2 separate regions of the Mus musculus genome follow, and region 2 is linked to region 1. A link is a loop called in an ENCODE intact Hi-C map of the cell type or tissue named here. Cell type or tissue: heart. All regions are shown on one strand.

What was found. Peaks named below come from ENCODE experiments on the same cell type or tissue, not always from the same donor. Only the 100,000 strongest peaks of a DNase experiment are listed, where the experiment ranks them.
Region 2: a loop joins it to region 1, with 7 times the contacts of the local background. A loop is called at or near these places in 5 of 42 quality-filtered maps.

What each region holds. Positions count from the first base shown.
Region 1 is chr4:108,014,267-108,016,766 of GRCm38, reverse strand. It overlaps Podn (podocan), which reads left to right. Exons shown (of 13, transcript NM_172874.4): 13 at 1,072-1,974. Among named protein-coding and RNA genes, the nearest start is that of Podn, 16 kb to the left of the region's middle. In heart, a CTCF peak has its summit at 1,130 (motif pointing left); DNase peaks (open chromatin) are centred at 346, 1,156 and 2,156; H3K27ac peaks cover 700 bases.
Region 2 is chr4:107,961,268-107,963,767 of GRCm38, reverse strand. No RefSeq gene overlaps it. Among named protein-coding and RNA genes, the nearest start is that of Slc1a7, 5.9 kb to the left of the region's middle. In heart, no CTCF peak of the experiment used is centred here; a DNase peak (open chromatin) is centred at 1,487; H3K4me3 peaks cover 329 bases; H3K27ac peaks cover 1,436 bases.

The sequences.
Region 1 (2,500 bases):
GGAGAGGATGACTGGGAAGGCAGGGAGTGCAGTAGCCAAGGGGAGGCCACGTAAAACTCAGGTAAAACTGTTTGGCACTCCTTTTGGCACTGGTGGCAAGGATGCTCATGGGATATGCTGTGGAGGGAGGGTAGTGCATTGAGCAGCATGGGTATGAGGGCTGCTGGAAGGATTGCAGGAGGTTGGTAACTGTCCCAGTGTGGAAGGAGGGCCAGGGAACTGAGTGGCTGCCGTCACAGTCAGGCTTGATGGTTGGGTCCCAAATCCCATCAGCCCGAGGACCTTGGCTTTCTATCCATGGCACAGAATTGGATTCCTTATGGCTGGCTTTTTGTTCAGGTTGTGGCACTAGGCTTGGTAAGAAGGAGGGGCAGATGGACATATTGGTAGCAGAGGCATGGGGAGGAAGCTGAAACCTGGGAGGTGATAGCAAGTGTCCAGGCAGAGAGCAGTGATCGGAAGGGCTAAGGTTAGGTAGGACTTCAGGGAATGTGCTGGGAACTATGAGGCCAGGGTGTGGCCATGGCCACAGTGAGGATATTGACTTGAAGTAGAACATGGAACAGAGGGGAGCTGGTAGTGGGGGGAGGGGGGTTGTTGATATATAGTGACAGCTATGTGGACGGATGATGGAGACAGGGTGTCCACTCATGAGAGCAGGATTTGTGACAGGGCTGTGAGCCTGGAGGGGCAAACCTGACTCCAAGGCCAGCCGTCGAGGTAGAGTCTCTGTCCTGAGGCACAGTCCTTAAAAGCCAGGGGTCGGCAGGAAAGGGTGATTGCTATCGCATGAGGACTGCTGGTTCTCATGAAAAGGACTGTGGAGTTCTGGGGTGAGGGAGAAGCTTCCCGCTTTGTGGAATGTTGGCCATGGTTAAGTCAACTGAATGGACTGCTGGAAGAAGCCCCAGGGAGCTCTGGATTCAGAGCTGGGAACCTCCTGGTTCTACACTCCCAGGGGCTCCTCCTTCTTCCCACTCACAGCAGCCTGGCTTCTGACACCCCCTTACTTTGATCCACTTCACCAATGGCTGGTTGTAGCTAGTCCTGACTCTCCAACATGTTCCACAGGACGATGGACTACCGGACTCCTTTCTGCAGCCCAGGCCTGTGCCCCATGAGCGCCCCCTTCTGACACACCCAACGCTGAGCCCAAGAGGCACCCGAAAGTCACACGGGCTGAACACAGTCTCGTGTCCCACCCCTTCCAGCAATGTGTCACACAGTCAGACACGTGCAGATACCACTTCACCACCACGCCCCCAGTTTGGCCACGTAGATAGCCAGCTGCATATGACCTTCCAAACTGGCTCTCTGCACAATCTCACACTGACACACACACACACACACACACACACACACACACACACACACACACACACACACCCTCACCTCTGAGTCCACACTGGCCTGGTAGACTCAGGCAGCTACCCTCTCCCCTATTCACTTACACAGAGTGACCTATGCTACCAAAAGCTCTTGCTTCCAGACAGCTCTGGTTGGAAACAGTTGGCCATGTGCCTTGTCCTCTGGTCCCTCCCTTGGAGACGCAGGGTTGTCTCCTTGCTCTGTGGCCGGGTGCTTTTCACTCTTTGAGACGCAAAAGCTGGCTTTTGTTTTGTGCCTTCCCTATGGGGACTTGAACCTTCTGCCTTCGACCACAGCCTCACCTCCTCCCCCCAGGTGCTGGGCACTCCTACTGCTGGGAGTCCCTTTTTGTTGTGCCCTGGCAGGTCACAGGCACTTTCAGAGAACAGCCTCAAGAAGGCTTGGAAGAGAAAGAGGCAGCAGTGCGTGGTGGGGGTGGGGTGGGGTGGTGGCAGCTGCGTTGGTCTTCAGTTCTGCAGGGAAGTTCTGGGTACCTTTGGTTTTGTTTAAGGAGAAAAAAAAATATATATGAAGATAAAAATCTCAAAGCTGATTTTTTTCCTGTTACAGAAAAACTAATATAAAGTATTATCCCTGCCCTTGCAACCATGCTGTGTCTGTGTGTGCTTCCCTCCAGGCAATGGGCTGGCATCTGCTCAGGGTGGGCAAGATCCAGCAAGCAGCACCCCTGACCAGAGGAAGGAGGGCCAGCACCAGGACTGAGGGGCTCCACGGGAGTGGCACAGACAGAGGAGGGGTGGGGCATAGTAGCAAGGCAGGAAGGCCTGGTGCGTAATATACTTCTGGGTGGACATCTGCCTTTAATGTTGGACTGCTATGCAGGCCTGCACATTCCCCCTGTGACCCCTCCCCCAAGCTGAACCTCCAAACAGATGACCCATGGGCCCTGGGCTATTTAGAACCCACCTGGAAAGTCACCTTTGCATGGAGGTACTGTTACTAATGTTACCGGGTGGTTTGTGCTGTCCAAACAGAGAGGTGGCAGAAGGTGGGTCTGAGGGCTCCTTCAGAGCTGATTTGGGGACAAGGTCTTTTTAGGTATTCCCAGGGACAAGGTGAGGGGCACAGCCACTATGCCACCCCAGTGAGAGAGAGCTGGGGTTGGACTGAA
Region 2 (2,500 bases), 53 kb after region 1:
GAGAAGGCAGTAGTCCCCAGTAGGCTTGTGATGTGGGTCCCCTACAATAGTGTATATAAATGGCTTAGGCTATTGTGTGGCACCCAGGTACTCCTAGGTAATCGTGTTTCCATTTGGTGTGCATTAGATCTCCAAAGCTGATGGTTGACTCCCAGCCTTGTTGTGGGTACCTCAGAGAGTTCTGAGGCTCTGGTACCTGGGGTACGCACACAGAAAGCTGCAGACTCCAGAGGGGAGCTGTCCTTATTGGCTTTCTATGGCTGAAAAAAAATGTCCAAAAGTGACTTTGGGAAAGAACAGGTTTATTTGGCCCACACCTCCATCACAATTCATTATTAAGGGAAGTCAAGGTGGGAACACAAGCAGAGCGGGAAGCTGGAGGCAGGAGCTCCAGCAGAGACCTCCAAGGATGGGTCGGATGGATCTCACGGATCTGAAGGATCTGATGGATAGGGTGTATCTGATGGATCTGATAAATAGGATGGATCTCATGGACCAAATGAAATGGGTAGATCTGATGGATGGAACTGATGGATAATATGGATTGGATGGAAAAGATGGATAGGATGCATCTCATGGCTCAGATAGACAGGATGGATCGGATGGATGGATACTTACTGGCTTGCTCTTCTGGCTTCTGTTCACTTCCTTTCTTACACCTCCCAGGGCCACCTGTTCAGAGGTGGCACCACCCACAGTGGGCTGCCTCCCAATCCCCATCAATCAATCATTCATCCAAACAATGCCCCACAGACTTGGCTGCAGGCCAATGAATGGAGGCATTTTCTCAATTGAGGTTCCAGCTTCCTCAGTGACTCCAGCTTGTGTCAAGTGGACAGAAACAAAGCAAAGCCAGAGCTAAGCAGCACAGGGTCCCTCTTTCCCCATCACAGCGCACACCCTCTCTCTGCCTGTTATATGGAAGACATCCTTCCTCTGCCTCTCAAATCTTTGCCTTTGCTGCTTCCTCTGCCTAGAATGTCCTTCAGTGTCACTGCACTCCCAGGTCACATGCCACTCTTCCTTGACACCCTCCCTGACCACCCTCAGTATGCATTGCTCTCTTCCCGTCGCCAGCTCAGGTCAGTGATGAGCCCCAGTTCCTTGCCAAGTAGCTTTCCTAAGTGCAAAATAACCCATGATAGCTCTTAATTGGGCAGTGGATAGTGGAGGAGCCCCGTAGCTGGGTGGTGTGTTGGTAGTTGGCATCTAGGGGGCTGCAGGTGTTAAGCTGTCGAAACAGAGAAAGTTACTGGTGCTTTCAGCACGTGTCAGTCTGGAACCCTAAGGCAGCACAATTCTGCCAGGGTTTGCCCAGTAACAGCGGGGTGACCTTGCTTGCTGAAGAGTGGGGAGAGACACAACAGGCTTGCCAAAAGTAGAGCCTGTTTGGTCTGACCTCAGTAAGCCAGAGAGGGGTGCAAAGGAAGAGCCTGTTCTGAAAGAGATATGGGGGCGGTAAGGGGGGAGGACTGAGCAGAGCTGGAGAGCCAGTGGCTTCGGGGACTGGGGCCAGGTTCCTTCCAGCGGGTGTCAAGACACATTAGCTGAGCTGTCTGGCCCCTGGTTGGGTTGGGGTGATGACAGCTCTGGGTTTGTTGGCAGCTGTCCAGAGACATACCAGAGGCGCCTGCCTCTCCCCAGCTCACCTCCCCAGCTGGCCAGGGGCTGAGCCCTTCTGGGAAGGTTGATGTAGGCAGCCAATCCTTCCGATATGAATTCCTGGTATCCTTCATCACTAGAGACCCAGCTAACCTCTGTAGAAGGGCCCTACCTTGCCTCCCTGGCCTCACCAGATGGAGGAAAGTGATTTGGTGGAAGACTCATGCCTGCACCTGCCATCTCCTTCCTGCCTTGTCTTAGGGAAGTGATACTGGAACCCCAGTGAGATCAGCCACTTTTCCATGGGGAGCACTCTGTCCCAGCCCAGGAAGCATTCTAACACCTGAACTTGCCAGGAATGCTGTGCCCCAGGGGATCCAGCGGGACAGCTGACCTCCTGAAAGGGCTCGATAGACCAGAAAAGTATCTGGTCACAAGGCCCGTGTCATCAAATCTCACTATTTAAGTAAAAGAAATAAATAAAACATAGAATGCAATTGCTCAGTCACTATCTCAGGGGTTCAATGGGCTTGTGGCCCCAATTCTGCAGGGTGTAGTCACAGCCCATGCTTGTAGAGGGTTCTAGCAAACATTCTATGGTGGCAATGAGCTAAATTCAAATCTCAGCTCCTTGTGGGTGCTGTGTGGTGTTTCTGAAGTGAGCCTTTCTTTCTTTCTTCTTCTTCTTCTTCTTCTTCTTCTTCTTCTTCTTCTTCTTCTTCTTCTTCTTCTTCTTCTTCTTCTTCTTCTTCTTCTTCTTCTTCTTCTTCTTCTTCTTTCCCAGTTATGAAAGCCCATGGTTTCTGCATTGTACCATGCAGCCTCTCACTGGGTGGAGTAAAGTATAAAGTTAACACATGCTCGGGGAAAGCTTCAAAGCCTGTCAGGACTCTTGGTA